2 separate regions of the Homo sapiens genome follow, and region 2 is linked to region 1. The links are chromatin loops, found by intact Hi-C in ENCODE. Cell type or tissue: ovary. All regions are shown on one strand. Each heading gives the region's core, and the rest is flanking DNA. Links, peaks and the distances in the headings are about the cores only.

The links. A loop is a pair of places that touch in the nucleus more often than their neighbours do. Peaks named below come from ENCODE experiments on the same cell type or tissue, not always from the same donor. Only the 100,000 strongest peaks of a DNase experiment are listed, where the experiment ranks them.
Region 2: a loop joins it to region 1, with 2.1 times the contacts of the local background. A loop is called at or near these places in 27 of 110 quality-filtered maps.

What each region holds. Positions count from the first base shown.
Region 1 is chr22:37,164,742-37,173,938 of GRCh38, reverse strand. It overlaps IL2RB-AS1 (IL2RB and C1QTNF6 antisense RNA 1), which reads right to left and starts at 7,180. Exons shown (of 2, transcript NR_199008.1): 1 at 6,975-7,180. It also overlaps a transcript of IL2RB not described here. RefSeq lists enhancers at 5,586-5,645, 6,960-7,009. In ovary, for the core only: a CTCF peak has its summit at 7,227 (motif pointing left); a DNase peak (open chromatin) is centred at 7,198.
Region 2 is chr22:37,247,128-37,264,303 of GRCh38, reverse strand. It overlaps LOC107985576 (a long non-coding RNA gene), which reads left to right. Exons shown (of 3, transcript XR_001755534.1): 2 at 349-444; 3 at 4,588-4,832. Among named protein-coding and RNA genes, the nearest start is that of RAC2, 11 kb to the right of the region's middle. RefSeq lists enhancers at 3,164-3,703, 10,496-10,997. In ovary, for the core only: no CTCF peak of the experiment used is centred there; no DNase peak of the experiment used is centred there.

The sequences.
Region 1 (9,197 bases), core at 6,173-8,672:
TGACTCAGCCAGGGTGTCTTGGTTCCAGGAAATCTTCCCAGATGTGAGAGGCAGCTGGATCCCTGAGCGTCCCCTGGTTATAGTGTTTAGCAATAGTTGGCTCTGCTCACGAGGCTTCAAGCTCTTGGGGCAGCAGGGCTACAGCAGCGCCAAAGCTACCACCTCCAGGACCCCTCCCCAACCCCCCCTGGCAGTTTAGTGTGTGGTTAATGCTGAGGCTGCTGGAGGCACTGCCTGGGTTCAAATCTGAGTAAATGAGGGGAGGTCACTGAAACTCTCTGTGCCTCAGTTTTGTCACCTGTAAAATGGGGATGATATTAACACTATCTGGGCTGTTGTGAGGATTAAAGGAGTAAGTATATGTAAAATACTGGTACGTAGGAGGTGCTCTATAAATGTTAAAAATTATTTTAAGGTAGACACTTTCTTATATTTATTTTACAGAAGAAGAAACTGTGAAGTACAGAAAAACTGATTAATTTCCTTCCTTCATGTGTCATTTGTTTACCCAATCAATAATTATGGATTGATTCCTATTCTATAGGCTTGGCCCTGTGCTAAGCACAGGGGACAGTGTGGTGAGCCAAAACCCCACATGGTCCCTGCCCTCATGCGGCTTCCAGTCTAATAGGGGAGAGAGACATTACACAGTCACAGCAGGGCTTCAGCGTGGGGTAAGTGCTGGCAAGGGAGAAGCAAATTTGGGAGGGAGAAGTGGTCAGGGAAGGCCTCTCTGAGGAAGAGGTGGTTCAGCTGAGACCCAAAGATGAGAGACATAGCACAGCTGGTGGAGGGGCCAATATGGGTCAAGGCCAGGAGGTAGGAGGCTGCTCAGCCCCTCCCAGGAACTGAAAGAAAGACCCAGAGGCCGGAAGGAGCCAGGTTTTGCAGGACCTGGGATATTCGATCTTGTCCAGTGGGCCACACCAGAAGGAAGGGATGGTTCCTGGGAAAGAGGGGAGGCTCATCCAGGACCTGAGCTATGACTTCTCAGAGGATGGCTGGAGGATGGGAAACACTCTCTAGCTCTTTCGGTGGTTCTCAAGACAGGGCAGGGCTCCTTACAGGAGTCTATGAGGAGGCTTGTGCCCTCAGCCCCACAGCCAATGGTGGCTGGAGCCAGCTTGCACCAGAGCCGACTGCATGCATGTCTTCCCGATCGCAGGTTCAGAGACATCACGATGCTAGCTTGAAATGGGTCATGGTGGCAGGATATATACTGCTAGAAATTGGCAGATGTTGCAGTTTGCCAATTTCTAGTTAAAGCATTTAAAAATTCTTACAAAACAAAGCCTTCATTAGAAATGCGGCTTGGGTGGGGGCTGGGCCCAGTGAAGGAGGCACTTTGGGTGTGGCCCCAGGCTCACAAGTTCCCCTCTTCTCCAGGGACCCCTCGCCACTGCCCACCCCCAAAACCTCAGCCCCTTACCCCACCCTTGGGCTCATCTCTCTACCTCATTCTGGGCCCTATTGGATGGTTGACGGCTCCAAGGGAGGCCCCAACCCTAGCAGGGCCAGCTTGAGTCCTGCTCTGCAGATTTGGGAAGCAGGACCGCAGCCAGGAGCTGATGGAGCCGAGTGCATTAGGAGGTGCAGCCAGGGATCCCAAGCACAGCGGGCGCCAAGGAGCTGGGGCTACCCTGGCTTTTCCTTCCTGCAGGTTTGGTTGGGGCTCTAGCCCCTTGCCTCCATCCCCAACATCACTTTTTTTTTTTTTTTTTTTACTTTACCTTTAGTTAATAGTTGAGTTTTCTTGCTCACAACCAGAGAGCCTCAACTGAGGTGCCAAAGGTCCCAGAAATGCAAACCACCTACTTGAGAGGGAGCATTAAAGCAGTAACAGGTCATTTCAATCCTGACAACGTCAGCCGAGCATCTGTCCCAGGAGCTCTGGGGATCCATAAATAGCTCAGACAGGTCAGATCCCCTTGCGGGTTCTCAACCCAGGGGAAAGCTCTGACCCGCAGTAAAATGAGGGAAACACAGTGTATTGGGGCTATAAAAGAGGTTTATATAAGGTGCAAGAGTAGCGAGCTCAAAGGAGGAGCAACCAACTCTGCCCATATGTGTTTGGGTCTTGAAGGCTGTGTAGGAGTTTTCTAGGAGGAAAGGTGAAGAAGAGGATTGTGAGCAGCTTTCTATTCTGTACAACTGCATCTATAAATCCCATAAATACTTTCTGAGAACAAGTCAAGCAGTCTCTTCTCACGTGGAGCTTGCAGTCTAGCGTAGGCAAAGGCATGCATTGGGAATCATGTGGCACATTTCAGGGAGTTATAAATTGCCTCGCATATTCAGGAAGCATTCCATAGTTTTCATCCTTCCTCCAGTTCTGCCTGGCTCCCTCCTTCCTTCAGATTTTCCCATCGCCTTCTGGTGAGGTCCATCTACCCTGACTGCCTTGTTTAAAATTGTGCTCCTGATTCTCTGTCTCCCATTTTTTCTTTTCTGATAGCGTTTTTCATCTTTTAACCTCCTATGAAACTTACTTAGTCCTTATGTTTATTGTCTGTTTCTCACCCCACTCCCCACTAGACTGTAAGCGTCACAAGGGCAGGCGTCTTTGTTTTGTTCACTGTTGTGTCCTAAGCCTCTAGAAAAAGGGTTTGGCACATAGGGGCTCCTCAATAAATATTATTTGAATGAAAGAGCGTGAGGCCAAGCATGACGACTCACAACTGTAATCCCAGCACTTTGAGAGGCCGAGGTGGGTGGATCACCTGCGGTCAGGAGTTTGAGACCAGCCTGGCCAGCATGGTGAAACCCTGTCTTTACTAAAAACACAAAAATTAGCCAGGCATGGTGGCCGCGCCTGTAGTCCCAGCTACTTGGGAGGCTGAGACAGGAGAATTGCTTGAACCCGGGAGGCAGAGGTTGCAGGGAGCTGAGATTGTGCCACTGCACTCCAGCCTGGGCAACAGAGCGAGCCTCTGTCCCCCTCCCCACCCAAAAAAAAGAGCGTGAGTCCTAGAATTTGGGAGGTAGTAAAATCCACCCTCATCCATAATATCGGAAGTTCCACAGGCTGGCAGGATCATCCCACCACGTGCCCAGCTTCCAACCACAGAAAGGCGCTCCCAGAATTTTGCAGGATTTCTTTGGATTTGCTTCATGTTTATCTTTGAGATTGCTTCATCTCTTTGGAGATCAGCAGTAAAGTCTTAAAGGCAGCAGGAATCTGTGTGTTTGCGGAGACAATGAGGAAAGGAACTGAGGGAAGTGTGTGTGGCCCGTGCAGTGAGGCTGGGAGGCCATGAGCCACGTCAAGCAGTGACTGCGTGGTGGAGAACCCCAAATGTGGCACCCTTGGGACTGAGAGGTGGCCAGAAGGGGCAAGTCGACTCCCATGATGCCTCCACAGAGAGGGATGGAGGCTTGGGTTCTAGACTGTCCACCCCCAAGAGGCCACGCCTGTCATTACCCCAGCCCCTGGGTGGCGCTGCTTCCCCTGTGGCAGACACGCATCTCTCCACGGCTGGGGGCAGCGGGGACAGTGCAGAGTCTGCCCCCGCTGCTGGCCTAGCTTGTCCATCCCTGTCTATGAGGAGCTGTTGCTCTTCTCAGCTGCTCTCCTGTTAGGTCTTGGGACCTGCACCTTCTGTGATGTCAGCTGCTAAAACACACCCCATCTCTTCTGCAAAACAGGTAGCTCATTTCACCCCCAACCTTGGCAAACACCAAACTTCCTGCAGCTGCTTTGGTTTTCTTCAGGGCCTTTCTGCTGTGTTCTGGCCTTCCTGAAAGAGTCTTATTATTCTGTCCATCCACATCCACTGTCTGTCCATCCGTCTGTCTGTTCATCCCTTCATCCATCCATCCATCCATCCATCCATCCATCCATCCATCCATTCTTCCTTCCTTCTCCCCCATCCTTCCTTCCTTCTCCCCCATCATTCCTTCTCTCCCTCCATCATTCCCTCCATGATCCCCCCATTCATCCTTCTTCTGTTCATCCATCAGTCCATTTTCCATTCACCCATTAACCACCCTTCTATCCACATCACAATGACTAAGCACCTCCTATGCTCCAGGCACATACCAGGCAGCATAAAGAAATGCAGAATGAATGGGATTCAGTTCCTGCCCTTGGGGAGCACCCACTTTAGTTGGGGAGAGAAGGAAGGCCTCTGGCAGGTACCTAACCCCATCAGAAAGCAAGGGTAAAGGCCTGGGAGGCTTCACGGAGGATGTGAACCCGGGGCCTGAAGGATGATGAGTCCGCGGGATAAGAAGGCAAAGGAAGGATGCCACATGCAGGGCAGGGAGGGGGCAAACCCTGGGAGGAGGGGGAGGCATGCAAGCGATTCTGCGTTCTGTGTGGCCAGAGGATTGGATGCAAAGGGGGATCTTCAAGAGGGGGCCCAGTTAGGGACAGCCTTGAAGCCAGACTCAGGATGCTTGGATAGGGTCTTGAGGGCAGTGGGGAGCCCCTGAAGAGTTGTGTGCAAGGATGCTCTGGATGCAGAGTGAAGGATGACATGGCAGCGTCCCGCTAACAAATATGAACCCCTCTGTAAACAGAACCCCTGTGTAAGCAAGAACCCTCTGTAAACAGAATCCCTCTGTAAACAGAACCCCTGTGTAAGCAAGAACCCCTCTGTAAACAAGAACCCCTCTGTAAACGTGTAAACAAGAACCCCTCTGTAAACAGAATCCATCTGTAAGCAAGAACCCCTCTGTAAACAGAACCCCTCTGTAAGCAAGAACCCCTCTGAAAACAGGAACCCCTCTGTAAACAGAACCCCTCTGTAAGTAAGAACCCCTCTCTGTAAGCAAGAACCCCTCTGTAAACAGAATCCATCTGTAAGCAAGAACCCCTCTGAAAACAAGAATCCTTCTGTAAACAGAACCCCTCTGTAAGCAAGAACCCCTCTGAAAACAAGAACCCTTCTGTAAACAGAACTCCTCTGTAAACAAGAACCCCTCTGTAAACAGCATCCCTCTGTAAACAAGGACCCCTCTGTAAGCGAGAACCCCTCTGTAAGCAATAACCCCTCTGTAAACAGCATCCCTCTGTAAACAGAACCCCTCTGTAAGCAAGAACCCCTCTGTAAGCAGAACCCCTATATAAGCAGTGCCCCTCTGGCACTGGGCGTGGAGGGAAGGAGATGGAGCTGGGGAAATATTAGGCTCTGGTGATAATTGTTGTTCCCCAACTGCCTTCAGCCACCTAGTCTGTGCCTTGGCTCTTGCAGCTCCCTCTGTCTTGGGCCCTTTCTCTCGACCCATTCCGGCCTATGGAACACTCATCCCCATCCTCCCAGAGAAGAGGAAGAACCCAGCCTTCCTCAGGTGCCTCCTGCATGCCAGGAACTGTGGGTGATGGCTTCTCTGTGTGCACAATCTCATGCCATCCCCATGAACCTAAGAGGTGGGGAGTAGTCGCATGTTTCAGATGCAGAAACAGGCTCAGAGAGGTAAAGGAACTTATCCAAGATCACACAGCTAGGAAGTGGCCAAGGTGGGATGGGGACCCAGCCCTCACTGCCTTTGCACAATGACCCACTGCCCACAGCACCGATGCCACATCCTCTGGAGCCTCCCCTATGGCTCCAGCCAAGCCACGTTCTATTTTTGGGTTTGTGTTTTTGTGTTTTGTCATTTGCAGGCGTTTCAAACTGGGCACGCTCTATGCCTCTCATACTCATTATGACCACATTTTCTAAAGACAAAACTGCACAGACAGCCTGAAAAAGTATTTTTTCTGTCTTGTTACTTTCTTTAATAACGTCTTAGCCAGTTTAGAATCAAATCACATGTATTTACTCTTCTCACGTGATACCAGGACTGTTCTGAAAGTTCAGGCCAAGGGTCACCACATTGACACGATTTCCTTAGTTATAATCATTTGCATACTTGTCCTACCTCCATACCAAGAGAAGGTACTCTGAGTTAGAGTTCAAATCCCACACATCCTTGTCATTCCCACAGTGCCCAGCATGCTGCTGCCAGCAGGTGCTCAGTAAATCCTTACTGAACTCATGCAAAGGGGACAGACGCCACCTCAGCCCAACACCAAGATTGTCCTCCCTCCCTCCCGCACCCCTTCCCTTCCTCCCTTGCTTCCCATCTTTCAATAAATGCAGTTTGAATGCATTTGTCACACAAAGCTTTAGGCTCAGAGAAGCTGTGGGACTCCATGCACTTCACCTGTGGCCTTGAGGCACCGCAGTCCAGCCAGGAAGACAGACACCAGGCAAATCCTCCCACCTATGCCCAGTCAATTAGGAATATGAGCACCTGATCCAGTGATGGGCAGGGCAGCATCCACTTTAGATGCACGGGGTGCTGGGAAAGCTGCCCTGAGAAAGTGACCGCAGGCTGAGGCCTGGGGCAGAGAGAACGTGGGCAGGGGCTCGAGGCAGGGAAGAGCTTGGAGACTTCCAGGAACTGCCAGACAGCCAGGGGCAGTGGGGCAAGGGAGAGAAGAAGCCAGAGAGGCCGCAGGCCTGGGCTTTCCATGGCGAGGAGGCCTGGATACTGCATAAGTGCAGCAGGAAATGTTGGGTGGGGTCGGATTTTCACTTTACAAGGGCAGTCGCTGGGGCAGAGGGCATGGGACTCAGGGAGGGACTCAGGAGGCAGAGAGATGGTGGGACGAGACTGAGGGTGCCGGCTGGGGCTGGGGGTAGAGGACTGTGAGCGCTTGGCACTTGGAGGCAGTCAGAGCTGGTCTGGGCAGGGGTGCTGTCACCCAGGGCCGAGGAAAGGGATACAGGAGGGGCAGAGGGTGGGTCGGAGGCTGTCCTGGGAACCCTAAACGTGGGGGCCAGGAGAAGGAGGTGCTCCCGTTTCTGATCTGTACCAATTAAGGGGAAGGTGAGAAATTGCTTGGGTGGAGTGTCCTTCTCTGAGTCTGGGGGTTAGGTGGGATGAGGGGACCTCGGAGGCTGGAGGCCAGAGTTCACACTCCTGCCCTGCTGTGTGACCTAAGGCTGAGAGCTGCCTCTCTCTGGGCCCAGATGCATCATTACCTATTCAGCAAGCAGCTGGGCCTGAGAGCCTCCGAGATCCCTTGCAGGTCTGCTGGTCTCGGCTGCCTTTCCTTGGTCTGCCCTCATGCTGTCTTCCCAGAAGCCAGGGGCCCAGTTTGCTTCCCCTGCTTGTCCTGTGGGCACTTGCGACTCCCGGGGAGGCAGCAGACACGGTCCAGCGTGGTCACGCTCCTGGCCGCGACTTCACCTCCCTCCTGCAGCACAAGTCTCGAGGAGGCTGGGGAGGTGCGCGCACTGCCCTCTGGTGGCAACTTCTGGGCCCACCTGTCATTGTGCCCTGCTGTTTTCTAACTCAATTATTCTTGAAGGGATGATTGAGCGCCTTTTGCATGCAAAGTCCCGAGGTAGGCATGAAGTAGTTGGGCAGTCCAGATGGGGGAGAAGGTGTCGTGGATGTGGAGCCCAGGGTGTCACTCTACGCGCTCCCGATCCCTCCCAAGGCCTAGGCGTCCTCCCTCCACCGCGGGAACGGAGCAGGGGTGGCACAGAACTCTGGTGGCTGCAATGAGGGTTCAACGGTTGAATGCGTGGAGTGCATCTTAGCTTCACTTCTGGCCCAGGAAGCGCAGGCTCCGTGTACAACACACGCAGCGGTGCAGTGCCTTCAAAGGGGGCGTGTGGCTGTGTGTGTGGATGTGCCAGTTTTGGGCTTCCTCTCGGCAGGAGGTGGGGGGGCGGGGAGGCTCTGGCGCTGAGTGCCCCCTTTCCATTGCGGTCCTTTGGTGCAGTTGAGGGTCCCCCCAGTAGCAGGGGCATTTCCAAGGAGCCAGGACTTCAAGGGCCTAAGGCTGGAGGGGCCCTGTCCAGTGCAACAGAGAGACCTTGAGCATGGGCGGTGAGGTCACCTCTCCTGGCCCAGCTATCAGCTGAGCTGGATGTGCATGGCTCAGGTTTGCACAAAGGAGGCCCACCTGTTCACAGGAGTTCTGGAAAGAACACACCTGTGGCAAAGACACACACACGTGCACACCAGACAGGCCATGATCTCGCTCCCCTGGCGAGGAATGACTTCCTTGCCGTAGGGAGAATTCAGGGGAGTCTGGCCCTCTTGAGGAGATGCTGTAGAGGGGAGTTGTGGACGGTTGGATTCAGGATGTTTTCAGCTCCAAGTGTCTGCTTTAGGCCGGTCTGCACCTGTGTCCTCCCCGCCTCTGTCCTTCTGGCACTTGCCCTGGGTAGGCCTGGCTCAAAGCCCTCTTCTCCCCTCCTCCCCCAACCCCACAAACAATAATAAAATTAAATTAAATTAAATTAAATTAAATTTTTAAAAAAAGCCCTCTTCTCCATGAAGCCTGCCCTGAAGAGGCAGCTGCCCAGGAGCATCTGCACATCTCATACAAACTTTAGCTGTGATTATATTGCATTCGTTCCCATGCCTATTTCCTGTCCCTGCAGCTAAACTCTGGGCTCCTTGAGGGCTGGGTGGAGTCTTGGGCATCTTTTGTGGCTGCTATAACTCCCAGCCCTGAGCCAGGATAATACAGACGCTTGACAAACGCTCCATGCTGACTGGCAGGTGTTCCTACCTTCCATGCCTGGGAAAATCATGATTCAGACTCTCCCTGGAGAGGCCACGGTCAGAGAAACATTAGGAAGGACAGAGTGGGTTCTGGAAGGCCAGAGGCACACGGCCAGAGCAGGCACAGATGCGGCCAGCCATAGCTCAAATTCTCATGGCTCTCTTCTTCCAAAGGTGGCGGCAGCCTGGTAGTTAGGAGCATGTGCTTAGGAGCCAGATGGCCCAGGCCCACATCCCATCTCTGACACTTATCACCTACCTGTGTGCGGCCCTGGGCGAGTTATTTAACCTCCCCGTGCCTCAGTTTTTTCATCTGCAAAATAGGATAAGAGTCCTAGTCTGCAAGTGCTGTTGTCAGGATTCACTGAGGTAACATGCGGCCTCTCAAACTTCTGTGCACACTCGAGTTGCTTGGGGACGTGGTGAAAATACAGATTCTGGCTCGGGAGGGCTGGGCTGGGGCCTGAGCATCTGCATTTCTGACCAGCTCTCAGGGAATGCTGATGCTCTTGAACCTGAAACTGCCTTCAGCATAGTCGGGAATCAACATGTGTACTTAGAATAGGGCCTGGTGCGTAGTAAGGGCTAGAGGAGTTACCTAGTACCTCCCTGGGAAGGCTATGCTTCTAGAACTTTCTGCTCTGTAGCATTCTGCCCTCTGCATTCCTGGTGGCCCTCTGCTC
Region 2 (17,176 bases), core at 7,957-10,456, 89 kb before region 1:
GTCATTGCTGGCAAGTGACCTTGTGGGTGTCAATAAGCAGTTGCAGCAGAGGACGCAGTGCTGGACCCTGTGTCGTAGTATCTGGACTCTGACTTCCTGAGGCTCAAGATTCGGGTACAGCAGTGGTGGTAGCATCCTAACCCCTGGGTGGCAGCCACAGTGGGGGGTTTAGAGGTGGCCCCTGACTCCTCACCTTCCTGGCTGTGGCCTCGGTGGCAGCCCCTCTTGGTCAGTTCTGTGGTGTCCTGGGAGTCATTTCTGGAAACTGGCCCTGGAGCACGCTCCCTGAGTACATCTTATGATGTTGTAGGTGCTGAATTTCCTATGTTCAATCTCTTTCTGCTTAAGATACCTAATGTGGCTTCTAGTCCTTACACTGAAACATGACTGATACAAGGACCAAGAAGTGACCGTTGGATTTAGAAACCTGGACGTCATACGTAGGTGAGCCTCAAGGGAGCATTTTCACTGGAGTGGTGGTGTAGGGCCATCCATTGTGGGAGCCGTTAGCACCTGTATTAATTCTCCAGGGCTGCCATGTCAAAGGACCACAGATCGGGAGGCTTCAACAACAGGAATGTACTTTTTCACAGTTCTGGAGTCTGGAAGTCCAAGATCAAGGTGTCAGCAGGGTTGTTTCTTCTGAGGGCTCCCCTTGGCTAATGGTGGCCGTCTTCTCCCTGTGTCCCCACATGGGCTTCCCTCTGTGCGTGTCTGTGTCCTAATCTCCTCTTCTTATATGCACACCAGGCATATTGGGTGAGGGTCCACTCTCATGACCTCACTCTACCTGAATCACCTCTTTTTTCTTCTTCTTCTTTTTTTTTTTTTTTTTTTTTTGAGACAGAGTCTCGCTCTGTCTCCCAGGCTGGAGTGCAATGGCACGATCTGGGCTCACTGTAGTCTCTGCCTCCTGGATTCAAACAATTCTCCTGCCTCAGCCTCCTGAGTAGCTGGAATTATAGGCATGCACCACCATGCCTGTCTAATTTTCGTATTGTTAATAGAGACGGGGTTTCACCATATTGGCCAGGTTGTTCTTGAATTCCTGACTTCGTGATCCACCCACCTTGGCCTCCCAAAGTGCTGGGATGAATCACGTCTTTTAAGACCTTGTCTCCAAATACAGTCACATGTGGAGTTACTGGGGCTTCAACATATGAATTTTAGGGGAACACAATTCAGTCTGCAGTTCCCCTAAAAACACGCTGTAATCCACAGAAGTGGGTCAAACACCAGGAGGACACTGCTGTGGAAGAGGATGGAGATTTAGCTTCCCAGGTTTTGGTTCTCTGGGGTCCCTGGTCCCCAGCCCTCCTCGGCCCAGTCTCCAGATTCCCCATCTTTGTGTGCCAATAATGGTGTCCAATCTCACTCTCACTGACCATGGAGGAAACCAGGGTGCAGTGGGTGTTTCCTGGAGGCGAGGGCAGGGGAGGGGAGGTAGGGTCGGTGGATGGCAGCCGGAGGGGTCTCGAAGACAAAACCCCTGGGCTGCTTCTTTGTAAGATGGGAGAGACCGGATGTGAGATGAGGGAGACAGTAGAACGAGGCTGAGGACATTGGAGAAAGAGCAGAGTGACACCCTAGAAGTGGGGAGAGGAATACAAGATAAAAAGGAGAAAGCCAGCCCCATCACACTCATGCTGACATTTATCCAGAGTCTGCTACGTGCCAGTTTCCTTCTAGGTACATGACACACATACTTGCACCCCGTGCTCATGGCTATCCAGAGAGGGAGGTGCCCCCATCAGCAATGGGAGAGCAGTTTGCAGAGGTGAAGCCACTCACTGGGGACACACGGCCAGATAGCAGAGGAGGCGGGTGGAGACACAGCCTGACCCCAGAGCTCGTGAGTGGGAGAGGTAGAAAGTTGGAGGAAGAGGGCACAGTCATCTTGAGATGGGCTTGAGTAGAGTGGAGACTGAGGTCACCTCTGGAAGAAGAAGTTGGTGTTTGAGAATGGGGTTGGTGGGAAGTGGGGAGTAGGGGTGAGAGAGAGCCCCCTAGCATTCAGTGAGGGTCCTTGCTGAGGCTGAAAGTGGAGTTTGCCCCCTAGACTTTCTCCCACCACCATCTGCTGCTGCTGGGTGGATGGGGTCTTGAGCTGCATTCCTTCCCTGGGTGGCCTCCTGCTGCTTTAAATACTGACTTAGTCTCTGGAGTCCTAAAAGAAATGGAAGAAAACACAAATAAACGGAATGATATCTTGTGTTCATGAAATGGAAGAATCAGTATTGTTAAAATGTCCATAGCACCCAAAGAGCTACAGATTCAGTGCAATCCCTATCAAAATCCCAACGTCATTTTTCACAGAAAAAAAAAAAAAAAAACCCTAAACGTTGTATGGAACTACAAAAGGCCCTGAGTAGCCAAAGCAATCTAGAACAAAAAGAACAAAGCCAGAGGCATCACCCTACCTGATTTCAAAATATACTACGAAGCTGAGATCTCACCACTGCACTCTAGCCTGGGCGACAGAGTGAGACCATGTCTCAAAAAACAAAACAAAACAACAACCCCAGAAACTCATTTCTCAGAGTTCTGGAGCATGGGAAGTCCAAGACCACGGTGCCAGCAGATTCAATGTCCGGTGAGACCTGCTTTCTGGTTCATAGATGGTGAACTCGTCACTGTATCCTCACGTGGTGGAGGGGGCTAGTTAGCTCTCAGGGCCTGTATTATAAAGGTGACAAGCCCACTTACGAGGGCCCTTCCCTAATGACCTAATCATCTCCCAAAGGCTTCTCCTTCAAATGCCATCACGCTGGAATTAGTTTTCAACATATGAATTCAATATATACGTTCTCAGGGATGTAAACACTCGGTCAATAGCAAATGCCATCTACGTTGGGACAACTCCACGCTTATGCCTCCAGCCTGGACCCTTCCCCTTTTCCAGAATATTCTATCCAAACACTCAACAGCTTCATGTTCAACAGGCTTCTCACCCAAAATGTCCAGGACAGAAGCTTGATTCCTGGATGCTCTAAGCCCACTCCTCCCGCGGCCACCCCCTCCTAGTTAAATGGTGCCTCCATCCGCCAAGGTGCTAAGAATGAAACCCAACATCATTCTTGACTCCCTCAGCAAGTCCTAAAGCCTCTACAATACCAACTCTCCGTCCAGCCACTTCTTACACTTCCCACCATCACCTCCCTGGCCCAAGCCTCCGTCCCCTTGCCTGGACACTGCCATGGCCCCACCGGGTCTCTCAGCGTCCGCCCTGGTGTCACTGTGGCCTATTCCTCATATGGCCACCAGAGGGTGCCTTCTTGATCAGGATTCGCCGGTTTTTCTGCTCGCGCCCAGAAGAAATCCAGTGTGTGAGCGAAGGCTCCTTGGTCATTTTTTCATGGCGCTTTCACCACCTGCCACTGTGATTGTATTTGTTGCTAGCTTGTTTATTGTCTGTCTCCCACCTGGAATGTGAGCTCTCTGGGGGCAGGGACTTCTATTTGTACACTGCCATTTACCCAGAGAAATGGACCCAGAACGAGCTTGTTAACCATGGGATGCTGGCCTGACAGAGGACTTGCTGGCAAGGGCCGATCTTCTCCACCCTTCTCCCCGACTATTCAAGGAACCTTTCCCCACAACCTCCATGTCCAGATGCCCAGCATCAGAAGCCCCTGGACCACCCAGAGCTGGAGGATGGACACCCGGGTCCAGGGCTCCAGGAGAAAGGCAGGAGCCGGAAGGCCATGGGGGAGGGAGGGTGATTTTTCTAGTGAGAATGAAGCCTTGCCCAAGACCTGCCCATGGGAGGAGATGAGATGGGGATGGAGGGGTGCATTGTTTGGAGAGGAGAAGCCGCTCCACTTCTCCCGCCTCTGTGGACTAGCGTAGGGGTCCCCAGAGAAGCTTCATCTGTATTTACAGCTGCTCCTCGTTGCTCGCATTACTGCCTGAGCTCTGTCTCCTGTCAGATCAGCCGTGGCATAAGATTCTCATGGGAGCATGAACCCCGTTGTGAACTGCGCATACGAGGGATTTGGGTTGCAGGCTCCTTATGAGAATCTAATGCCTGATGATGATCTGTCACTGTCTCCCATCACTCCCGGATGGGACCGTCTAGTTGCAGGAAAACAAGCTCAGGGGTCCTACTGATTCTACATGATGGTGAGTTGTGTAATTATTTCATTATGTATTACAATTAATAATAGAAATAAAGTGCACAATAAATGTGTTTGCATCATCCCAAAAGCATCCCCCCAAATCCGTGGAAAAATTGTCTTCCACGAAGCCAGTCCCTAGTGCCTAAAAGGTTGGGGACCGCTGGGCTAGAGCAACGGCTGGTGCAGACCTCAGGGTGTTTGGTGCCTGAAGGTGGACAGGCAGGCTGGGCTGGGACTCTGTTCCTACCCTTCCACGATAAGGTTGGGACTGGGCTAAGAAAGGGAGGGGGTGAGTGGTGACTGCTGAGGGCCTAGAGGGGGCACCCCAAGGTCCAGTAGGAAGAGGATTTGGTTGGGTAGGAAGGGGAGGGGGCTTTGTCCCAGAGCGACGGGGAAGACAGGATGCCACGCGCAATCTGGAAATCTCGCAACGCCCTCTCCCGGCACTAACGCATCTCTACATTCCCAGGGAGAAACGCGGAGTTCTCAACTGAAGCTCAAGGTGGAGAGCGAGAGAAGGAGGCGGATTCATGAAATATTTCGGAGAGAGGAGCCACGGGGCCCTGAGGGCGGCAGAAGCTGCGGCCGAGAGGAAAAGCACCAAGAACACCGCCCTGCCGGGAACTAGTTTTAAATCCACGTCCAGGTTTTGTATGAGCCTCGCTGGAGGAATATACGTTCAGGGTAAATTGTGTTGGTCAATGGGTACTGTTAACTGGGAAAAAAAATCACACAATTTATATATTTAGAAAGGAGATTTTATTTCTTTAAAGAGTTACAGCCTGCAAGGTGGCCATCCTGCACATGGCATGTGGCAGAGGCCAGAGACAGGCACTTCAAAAGAGGAGGGGTTGGGGTAGCAGCTTTATGCTAAAGGCGTTGGCTAAACATACATATTCAACAGGCTACAGGAGGAGCTATGCATATTCATGAAGGTGGCCCTGACGGATGCATATTGAAAGAACATGCATGTGATATACTACCCATGTTCACTTTGGGGTGGAGACTTAACATGTAAATGCATTACACTTAGGCCCTATACCGCTAAAGGTCTTCGGAACACGGGCGCGGAGCTTCTGCAAACCGGCCAGAACTGGTCCGTGGTCCGTGGTCTTCTGATCTGGAGAAAGCTACTGAAATCAGTCTCTTCTCTAATGAAGGCTGGAATTAGGGCCTGGAGCAGGGGCTCAGTTGCTCAGCGTAGGGGCCCTGGATGAGCTGTGATTGATTTCATCTGGCTTATCTCGAGGCAGCGGCTTGTTTAGCTGCCAGAGCAAAAGAAACACCTTGTGGCAGGCAGGACAGAGTTCACGGTTTAAGTGTGGGGTGTGTGACCTCACCCTCACCTGGCAGGGCCTGAGGTCCTGGTTGTAATTTGGTATTGTGTTGCCACAAAGTCTGTTCTGTCCATATTATGGTTCTTTTTTTTTTTTTTAATTTATGGTTCTGTTTTAACATTACTGCTGGTCAGTTGTGTCTCAACTGCGAAAGGGAGGTGTATAATGAGGCGTGTCTGACCTCCCCTTCCATCACGGTTGGGATCTCAGTTTTAAAAGTTTTTCTGGGCCAGGTGCAGTGGCTCACGCTTGTAATTCCAGCAATTTGGGAGGCAGAGGCAGGGGGAGCACTTGAGGTCACAAGTCCGAGACCAGCCTAGCCAACATGGTGAAACCCTGTCTCTACTAAAATGCAAACATTAGCTGGGCGTGGTGGTGGTGGGTGCCTGTAATCCCAGCTACTCAGGAGGCTGAGGCAGGAGAATGGTTTGAACATGGGAGTCAGAGGTTACAGTGAGCCGAGATAGTGCCACTGCACTGCAGCCTGGGCGACAGGGCGAGACTCTGTCTCAATAAATAAATAAATAAAAATAAAAGTTTTTCTGAGGTCCCTTTGGCCAAGAAGTGGTTTGTTTAGTCAGTTGGAGGGCTTATAATTGTATTTTTAGTTTACAGTAGCCATCTGTAAAACTATAAAGTTGAGTCTACCTTACACTGTGCAATGGGATAATGAGTCATGTCAAATAATTCAGTGTAACAAATGAAACCACAAAACTATAAGAAGAAACTATAGTAAACTGTTTGAAAAATATAATTTCAGAATGGCAAAGACCTTTCTAAAAATCACAAAGAACCCAGAAGCCATAAAAGAGAAGATTGATTAACCAAACTATTTAAATATGCAGAAGTCCACGTGGCTCAAGTCACCATCAGTTAAGCCAAAGTGCCAGTGGCCACCTGGGAACATATGGCTGTAACTTGTGTGATGGACCAGAAGTGAGTCCCCCTAACATGGAAATCAATCAAAAAGACCAACACCGAATAAGAAAGTAGGCAAAAGGTATGAAGGCACAGTTTACAGGAAAAGAAAATACAAATGGTTTTTTTTTTTTTTTTTTTTTTTTGAGGTGGAGTTTCTCTCTGTTGCCCAGGCTGGAACGTCGTTGCATGATCTCGGCTCACTGCAACCTCCACCTCCTGGGTTCAAGCGATTCTCCTCCCTCAGCCTCCCAAGTAGCCAGGATTACAGGCGCCTACTACCATGCCTGGCTAATTTTTGTATTTTTAATCGAGATGGGGTTTCTCCATGTTGGCCAGCCAAGTCTTGAACTCCTGGTCTCAAGCGATCCAAAGTGCTGGGATTACAGGCATGAGCCACCGTGCCTGGCCACAATGGCTTTTAACCCTCCAAAAAGATGCCTATCCTATGGAAAAGAAATGCAAATCAAAACTCCGGTGCAATGTCATTTATTGCTTACTGGGGTGTCATAAATAAGAACATTGCCTGAAACGCCGTATTGGTGGGGAAGCCAGTTTTCCCACACACCGCCGGTGGGAGGATGGATAGATACAACCCTGGTGGAGGGCCATTTGACACCGATGCACCCATTCTGTCACCCAGCAAACCCCTGTTGGGGAAGGCTGCCTTCAGATACTTGCATCTGGGCGAAATGGCACGTGTGCGCTGTTATTCATGGCAGCTTTCTCGTGGTAGCAAAAGGCGGGGAATCCTATCCTTCCTTCAACAGGAACTAATCAAATTAATTCTAGCAAGTCTGCACAATGGAATTCTGTCCATATAGAGGAAGCTCTTCGTCAACGAATGTGGGACAAACTTCAAGGTAAATAGTTAATGGAAACCAACAAGGTGCAGGACAGATTGGGATGAGAGACAGGAAGTGGAGAATGCTTTCTTCCACTGGAACATCTCTGGAGGGACATAGATACGTCAGTGACAGAGGTGGCCTCTGGAAGGGGAATTGAGTGCTGGGCAGATGGGCTGCAAGGTGGACCTGTGCCTTCTGTATTTTGGACCATGGGGATGCATTACCCATTCAAAAGTAGTATGAAAATATTAAAATGTAACAAAAAAACTTTAAAAATATTTGTGGTCTAGGTCCCAGTTTAGGGGGCTGGGATGATTGTGTTGTACTGGGATAGAAGAGACTGCTGGATTCAAGAGGGCAATGGGGTGTCCTGGGTGGGGGTAGGAGGCATCTCCAGTAGGCAGTGGAGAGAGATCTGGGAACTAGCCTGACTGAAGCGACCTCAGAGGGTGTACAGAGAAGGGACTGAGACCGAGGCCTGAGGCGCAGGTGTAGGAAGCAGGGGTGGGGGGTGTGTACCTGCTCAAGGATGGGAGGGGCAGCTCTCATCAGCCCGTCAGTTAGAGAGTGGCCTGTGGGGCCCGCTGGGAGGGCCTCCTGGGACCTGAGGTGTGGGGCAGTGGGAGCTTGGTTCTGTTTGGTATCTGGGTGTGTCTGGGGCACAGAGCCTGGCTCTGGGGGCAGAATGCTGGTTTTCTCATCAGGAAAGTCCCTGATGGAGAGAGGGACCCGCATTCTTCATGGGGGATCTTCGAAGAGAAAATCCTCTCCTAGAGGTAGGGAGGTGACTGGAACTGAAGAGTGGCCCAGGGCGGTCAGCCCAGGGAGCTGGGTTTGGGGATCGGGTGGGGGGCAGTCAGTGGGAGTTCCATCAGCTCCTCGGAATTTGACCTCAGAGCCACTCTGGGAAAACCCTGTCAGGCTGGGGACTCAACTCCAGCACCTGGGGACTGCCCAGAGCTGCCAGCCCTCCCTGTCACCTCTCTTGCTTGTGACACTGAACACAGGATGACCCCCAAGGCAGAGTGGACCTGGACGCAAATGTTCCCCAGCTCTGACTCCAGGGTGCCAGCCAGGGACACCCTAGGCATCCCCTCAATGTTTTCTTTCTTTCTCTCTCTCTCTCTTTCTCTCTCTCTCTTTCTTTCTCTCTCTCTGTCTCCCTCCCTCCCTCCTTTCTTCCTTCCCTCCCTTCCTCTCTTTTCTTTCTTTCTTTTTTCTTTCTGTCTTTCTCTCTCTCTCTTTCTTTCTCTTTCTCTCTCACTCTACTTTCCTCCCTTCCTTCCTTCCCTCCCTCCCTTTTCTTTCTCTCTCTCTCATCCTTCCTTCCCTCCTTTCTTCCTTCTCTCTTTCTCTTTTTCTTTCTCTCTCTCTTTCTTTCTCTCTTTTTCTTTCTCTCTCTCTCATCCTTCCTTCCCTCCTTTCTTCCTTCTTTCTTTCTGTCTCTTTTTCTTTCTTTCTTTCCTTCCCTCCCTCCCTTTCTTTCTTTCTTTCTTCTTCCTCTTTTCTTTCTTCTCTCTTTTCATTCATTCTCTCTCTCTCTTTCTTTCTTTTTCTTATTTCTACCACATTTTACTGAGTGCTAGGTCTGTGTCAGATCTTGGAATATAGTAAAGATTTTTAAAATGTTGGCTGCTATTTCAATAAGATTAAAAATTTTAGCATGATCTGATAATTCTAAAGTTGCATGCATTTGATGACATAACCTAAGGGTTTAAAAACAAAAATAAAAAGTGACAGAATTACAAGTAGAATTGACAAATTCACCACCATAGTGGGAGATTTAACATACTTTTCTCAAGAGCTGATAAATATAAGCAAGGTAAATATAAATTTATTTGTAATGATACGAAAGATCTAAACAATGCAATGAACACCTTTGATTTATTAGACACATAGGGAACACTGAATATATACACATTTATGAAAATAACACTCACAGTAGGTCATAGAGCAAGTCTCAACACATTAAAAGGAGTCAGTGTGACACCGTCTGTATTCTTTGTCTGCAGTATCACGAGGTAAGAGAACAAGATAACAGCCTCTTTCCCCAACTCTTGGAAATTAACAATGCACTTTCAAATGACTCATTGAGCAGAACGGAAATCGTAATGAAAGTTGAAAAATGTTTAGAACTAAAACATAATAAAATATTACATATTAAAACTGTGGGTTGTGGTAAATTTTATGTTATGTCTATTTTACCACAATTAAAAGCAATGCTAAAGTAGTATTGCCTTAAGAACTTGTATTAGGAACAAAATAAGACTAAAAATTCATGAACTAAGCATTCAAAACTAAGAAGTAAAGTAAGAACATCAGAACAAAGCAAAAGAAAGAAAAGAAACAATAAAGATAAGAATAGAAATTAATTAAATGGGAAACAAATGTATAGTAGAAAGGATTAACAAGACCAAAATTTGGCTCTTTGAAAAGGTGAGTAAAATTAATGAAACTGGGGAGCAATTGATTAAGAACAAAGTTTGAAGGCATAAATAATCAATATAGGATAAAAAAAGGGAGATAACAGAAATTAGAGAGGAGAGATTCAAAAGATATAAAATAATACTATGAATAGCTTTACACTAATGAATTTGAAAACCCAAGCAAAATGGGCAACTTTCCAGAAAAATATCTAAAGCATGACTCAAGAAGTAATAGTGGCCGGGCGCGGTGGTTCATGCCTATAATCCCAGCACTTTGGGAGGTCAAGGTGGGCAGATTGCTTGAGCTCAGGAGACCATCTTGACCAATATGGTGAAACCTCATCTCTACTAAAAATAAAAAATTAGCCGGGCCTAGTGGTGCCTGCCTGTAGTCCCAGCTACTTGCGAGGCTGAGGCATGAGAATCACTGGAACCCAGGAGGTGGAGGTGGCAGAGAGCTGAGATCACACCACTGCACTCCAGCCTAGGTGACAGAGTAAGACTCTGTCTCAAAAAAAAAAAAAAAAAAAAGGAATTCCAAATAGTCCTATACCCCTTAAAGAAATTGAATTAGTAGTTTAAAATCTACCCCTCTTCCCCCTCTCCCCCATAATTCTGAAACCAGGTCCAGATACAGATGGCTTTATAAATTTTATAAAATATTTAAGGGAGAGATAATGTAATATTATCCAAACTGGCTGGGCGCGGTGGCTCACGCCTGTAATCCCAGCACTTTGGGAGGCCGAGGCGGGCAGATCACGAGGTCAGGAGATCGAGACCATCCTGGCTAACACGGTGAAACCCTGTCTCTACTAAAAATACAAAAAATTAGCCAGGCGTGGTGGTGGGCGCCTGTAATCCCAGCAACTCGGGAGACTGGGGCAGGAGAATGGAGAATGGTGTGAACCTGGGAGGTGGAGGTTGCAGTGAGCCGAGATCGTGCCACTGCACTCCACCTGGGTGACAAAGCAAGACTCCATCTCAAAAAAAAAAACAAAACATAATATTACCAACTCTCATAATGAAACTAGTATAACCTTGATAACAACAACAACAAAAAAAGACAAAGACAATATAAGGAAAATGACCGGCCGATCTCCCCACCCTACCTGTAAATATTGGCAATTTCAAGCCAGCAATACACAAAAGGCGATGCATCATGACTGACTGAGTGAGGGTGTGACTGAAGCTGCTGTAACAAAAAGATCTGAAAACGCAGTGGCTTAAAGAAGCAAAAGTGTATTTCTCTCTCAGGTCTCGAGCTGAGTGGTCTGGCTCTATGTTGCCCCCACATGGTTCCAGGATTGTTCTGGCGTTTTTATTTCCTACTCCGTGGGGAGAGGGGAAAATGCTGTACAGGATAAATGGTTTAGCTTCCAAGGAGATGATGCAGAAGTTGCTGACATCACTTCCATTTGCACCTTTTTCCCCCAGACATGATCATAGGGCCCACTCTGCTGCAAGGGAGACTGAGAAATGTCTTTAGCTGGGTGAATGTGTGGCTAGCCCCAATGCTGGGATCTCTGTTATTAAAAAGAAGCAGAGAACGGTTGCTTAGGGATACTCAGCAATAGTCCCCATATTAACTAAATTAGACTTATCTGGGAATGCAAGGAGAATTGGACATCAGAAAATGTATTAATATAATTCACAACATTTCCATGGGTACAGAAAAAGACATTCAATCAAATTAAACGCTTAATAATGATAAAACAAAACTGCCGTTTCTAAGAATAGTAGGGAAACTTCTTTCAGTGACAATAATATCCACCAAAAGCCTGCAGTAGACATCAGGTTCAATGGTGAAACATTAGAAACAGTCTCTTTAAAATCAGAAATAAGACAAGGTTGCCTGCCAGCACTGATTCCCTTCAGCCCTGTAATAAAAGATCTAGACAAGCCAAGGAATTAACGTTATAAAAATTGGGAAGGAAGAAATAAAACTGTCACTTTTCATAAATGATAAGACTGTCTATAAAGACAGCTGTAGACTTGTTAGGAGCAAAATCTTTACATAAATTAGAATGAGAATTTCCATCCAGGTTTCTATATAAGTTCAATATACAAAATGTGACATTTTCCCTACGTATGGGCAACAAATAGAAAATTCAATTTAAAAAATATTAGTTATAATGGCACTGAAAGTAATAAGGTATCAAGGAATGAATCTTTCAAAAAATGTGCATGACCTTTCCGGGGGGAAATTATAAAACTTAATTGAAAGATATAAAGAAGCAATATACCATGTTAATGGACAGGAAGACTCAATATATAAAGATGTCACTTCTCCCCAAGTTCCTCTAGAAATTGAATACAATTCTAATCAGAATCCTCACACAGTTTTTCTTGGAACTTGACAAGCTTATTATGAACTTTATATGAAAGAGCAAAGTGTCAGTGGTAACGATAACAATTTTGAAAACATTCAAGAGTGGATGATTTGCTCTGCTGGGTATAAAGATCTGATATAGAACTTCAGTAGTTGGCTGGGTGCAGTGGCTCACGCCTGTAAGTCATACCAGCACTTTGGGAGGTCAAGGCGGGCAGATCACCTGAGGTCAGGAGTTCAAGACCAGCTTGGCCAACATGTGAAACCCTGTCTCTACTAAAAATACAAAATTAGCTACATGTGGTGGCAGGCGCCTGTAATCTCAGCTATTTGGATGCTGAGGCAGGAGAATCACTTGAACCTGGGAGGTGGAGGATGCAGTGAGCCGAGATGGTGCCGTCGCACTCCAGTCTGGGCAACAGGAGTGAAACTCCGTCTCAAAAAAAAAAAAAAAAAAGAACTGCAGTAATTGAGGCAGTGTTTTACCGGCTTGAGGGTGGACCAAGAGTCCAATAGATGGAGAGGCTAGGAAAAGACTCATGCACTTATAGACTCTTGACATGTGATATGATTTGGATCTGTGTCCCCATCTAAATCTCATGTCAAATTGTAATCCCCAACAGTGGAAGTAGGGCCTGGTGGGAGGTGATTGGATCATGGGGGCGGAGTTTGCATGAATGGTTTAGCACCATCCTTCTTGGGTACTGTATAGTGAGTGAGTTTTTGTGAGATCTGGTTGTTTGAAAGTGTGTGGCACCTCTCACCCCCTTGGTCCTGTTCTTGCCATGGAAGATGTCTGTTTCCACTTTGCCTTCCACCACGAGGCCCCCCCAGAAGCAGATGCCACCATGCTTCCTGTGCGGCCTGTGATACTGTGAGCCAGTTCAACCTCTTTTTCTTAGTAAATTACCCATTCCCAGATATTTCTTTATAGCAGTGGAACTGTGAGATGCGAGATGGCTTGACCACAGCTTACTGGGCAAAAAGCAGGCAGAGCTACTCAATAAATGGTTCTGGAACAATCAGTCATGGAGATAATGATGTTAAATACATATCACACAGGCCAGGTGCGGTGGCTCACGCCTGTAATCCCAGCACTCTGGGAGGCCGAGGCGGGCAGATCACCAGAGGTTGGGAGTTCGAGATCAGCCTGGCTAACATGGTGAAGCCCCATCTCTACTAAATATACAAAATTAGCTGGGTGTGGTGGTGCGTGCCTGTAATCCCAGCTACTTGGGAGGCTGAGGCAGGAGAACCGCTTGAGCCCCGTAGGCAGAGGTTGCAGTGAGCTGGGATCATGCCACTGCACTCCAGCCTGGGTGACAGAGTGAGACTCAGTCTCCAAAAATAAAATAAAATACAATAATAAAAAAATACATATCACACAAAAACTAAAAACAGTCAATAATCTCACCACACCCTAAATTCCGTCTGAAGTGTGTAAAGACCTACTCATATTTATTTTCTTTTTTCTTTCTTGAGACAGGGTCTCACTCTGTTGCCCAGGCTGGAGTACAGTGGTATGATCATGGCTCACTGCAGCCTCGACCTCCCAGGCTCAAGCGACCTGCCCACCTTAGCCTCCTGAGTAGCTAGGACTACAGGCATGCACCAACACATCTGGCTAATTTTTGTATTTTTTGTAGAGATGGGGTTTCACCATATTACCCAAGATGGTTTCAAACTCCTGGGCTCAAGTGATCTATGTGCCTTCATCTCCCAAAGTGCTGGGATTGCAGGCATGAGCCACTGCACCTGACAAGACCTGTTTATGAAAAGCAAAACTTTAAAAGAAAATGAGGATATTCGTCTTCATGAAATTGGGGGAAGGAAAGGAATTTTTAAGTAAGATTCACTCCAAAAAACACAAGTCATTATGATGCAGGGCAGGTGAGCCTCCAAATTGGGGCTTAGCTTTGGAAGGTTCTTGGGTTCTCTCAGGAAGGAATTCCGTGCTGAGCTGACGGTGGAAGAAAACAGCTTTATGGAGGTGGCAGTGTTACAGCTGCGCGAGTGCCCCTGCAGAGTAGGGCTACCTGACGGGCAGTGTACTGAGAGCAGCAGCTCAGGGGCAGTTCCACCGTCATATTTATACCCACTTTTAGTCACATGCAAATTAAGGGGTGGGGTATTTAGAACTTTCTAGAAAAAGGGTGGTAGTTTCCGGGCTGTTGCTATGGAAAGGGGTGGTAACGTCCGGGTGTTGCCATGGCAATGGTAAACTGACATGGCGCTGCTGGGCATGTCTCATGAAGAGGTGCTTTCGCCTCGTCCCCATTTCTGCTAGTCCTCAGTCTGGTCTTGAGTCAAACCCTGCCTCCTACCTCAATTAGGAGAGAAAGTGGAAATTTGACTACATGCAGATAAAAATTGTGTCTATTAAATGTCACAACATATTAAAAGACATCCCACGGACTGGAAGAAAGTATGAAATGCCTCTAGCAATTCAAATGAAAATCAGAATATGCAAAGAGCTTCTCCAAATAAATGTAAGAGAAGGATAAATACTGGGCCTGGCACAGTGGCTCACGCCTGTAATCCCAGCACTACCTGGGAGGCAGAAGTGGGTGGATCACCTGAGGTCAGGAGTTTGAGACCAGCCTGGCCAACATGGTGAAACCCCATCTCTACTAAAAATACAAAAATTAGCCGGGCATGGTGGCGTGTATCTTTAATCATCGCTACTCAAGAGGCTGAGGCAGAAGAATCGCTTGAACCTGGGAGGCGGAGGTTGCAGTGAGCCGAGATCACGACATTGCACTCCAGCCTGGGCAACAAGAGTGAAACTCCATCTCAAAAAATAAAATAATAAAATAAAATAAATAAAATAAAATAGATAAATGCTCCAATAGAGAAATGGAGAAAAGTGAAGAAAAAGCAATTTATGGAACAGGAAACACAAGGTCCAGTAATCACTTACAATGATGCTTAATACCACTGGGAATCAGTTAATATAAATTAAAACCTCAGTGAGATGCCAATTCACACCCATCTAGCTGGCAAAAGTATGAAGTCTTACAGGCCAAGCATGGGCTGGGAGTAGACGAGGAGGCCCCTGGAGATGGGCGTAGCACTGTCCGTTGAAGTGCAAGATATGTGTGTGTATGCTAAACCTCACACACCAGCCCAGGAGCACATGGATGTTCACAGCAGAATCGTTTGTAGTGCAAACATTGCAAGCCACTTACAAATCCTGGCCCGGGAGATGTAGGCTGCAGTGAGCCATGATTGCACTCCAGCCTGGGCAACAGAGTGAGACCCTGTCTCAAAAAAGGAAAAACGAAATAAATATGAGTAGGTCTTTACACACTTTGGACAGAATTTAGGGTGTGGCGATATATTGACTGTTTTTAGTTTTTGTGTGATATGTATTTAATGTCATTATCTGCATGAATTGGATAAATAACATTTCAATACATTCATATACTGGAATATTTACCAGAAAAATAACTAAACTGGAACTCTAAGTTGAACATTTCCCAGCACACTGCTGGGTGGGACTGTGCCTCCCAAATTCGAAGGCCTGTGGTGAGGAGGAGGGAGCTGACTGACCCTGAGTGGCCCCAGAACAAGAGGTAGCACCTCTATGAGGACAATCCAAGGGAAGGATTTGGGCTGAAAATGAGGAAGGGTTTTCTAACAGGCCAGGCTAGCCAGGAGTGAAAGAGACTGCCCCTTAAGGGAATGAGCTCCCTGTCATTGAAGGTATGTAAGCAGGGACTGGGCAGCTGCATCATGGGCAGTGAGCCAAGCATTGTCTATCAATGGCACAAGGGTGGGTTGAATACAGATGGCCTTAGGCCCCTTCTAAGCATGCCCAGAGGCCTCGTGGTTCTGTGATTCAGTGAGTTTGCAAAGTGTAGTCAAAAGAGGATGGGACTAAATGAATAACCAAATGTGACACATCCCTGCGGTGGGACACTACTCACTAATAAAAGGGACAGACACACCATGACACATGTAACAACAAGATGAATCTCGAAAATATGCTGTGTGAAAGGGCCTTGGATGAGATGCCACACCGTGTGATGCCGTTTATGTGAAATCCTAGAAAACGCAAAGTAATCTACAGAGGCAAAAAGCAGATCGGAGCTTGTGTGTGTGAGCTGGGCGGTGGCTGGGGGCGTGGGGAGGGAGAAACAGGGAGAGGTGGGCTGCAGGGGGGTGCAAGGAAGCTTTTCAAAGTGATGGAAGTGTTCTGTGATGTTCTGTATCTTGGGAGGTTCCATGGGTGCATATATCTGTCAAAATGAATGGAATTATATGCTTTAAATGGATCACTTATTGTATTCAAATTATACTTCCACATAGATACTTTTTTTTTTTTGAGACGGAGTCTCGCTCGGTCGCCAGGCTGGAGTGCAGTGGTGCGATCTCAGCTCACTGCAACCTCTGCCTCCCGGGTTCAAGCCATTCTCCTGCCTCAGCCTCCTGAGTAGCTGGGACTATAGGTGTACGCCACCATGCCCAGCTAATTTTTGTATTTTTAGTAGAGACAGGGTTTCACCACGTTGACCAGAACGGTCTCCATCTCTTGACCGCGTGATCTGCCCGCCTCGGCTCCGAAAGTGCATATGGATACTTTTAAAAAAAGAACTAAAAGGCGAGGAGGGCTGGAGCAGAGGTCAGTGCCGCTGCATCATGGACTTGGTCACGTAGACTTGGGCCTGACTGCTGTCGTCCAAGTGGCTTCACTCCTCCATCTGGCCATCCTGCCAACCCTGGCCTGTCCACACAATCCCAGGACCACCTGCAGATGGGGGACATTCCCAGAGAGTGGTTCCAGGGCTCCTGTGTCATTCTCGGTGTGGGTTAGAGTGCTTCAGGGATAGCTTTCTGTTCTTCCATGTTTTGTATTCACTACAGTACCAAGCCCAGAGCTGGGTATTCAGGTGGTGTATCATTGATGCATGCAGAATGAAGGAGAGAATCAATGGCTTAAGCTAAGGAGAATTTTTGCTTGGGCTGCCCTGGAGAAGTGGCTTTCTTGGGAGGGAGGGCAGTTGCAATTTTAGGACCGTCATGGCCATGTACAGTTGAGTGGGTTGTGTACTGCAAAAAAAAAAAAAAAAAAAAAAAAAAGGCCGGGCGCGGTGGCTCATGCCTGTAATCCCAGCACTTTGGGAGGCCAAGGCGGGTGGATCACGAGGTCAGGAGATCAAGACCATTCTGGCCAACATGGTGAAACTCTGTCTCTACT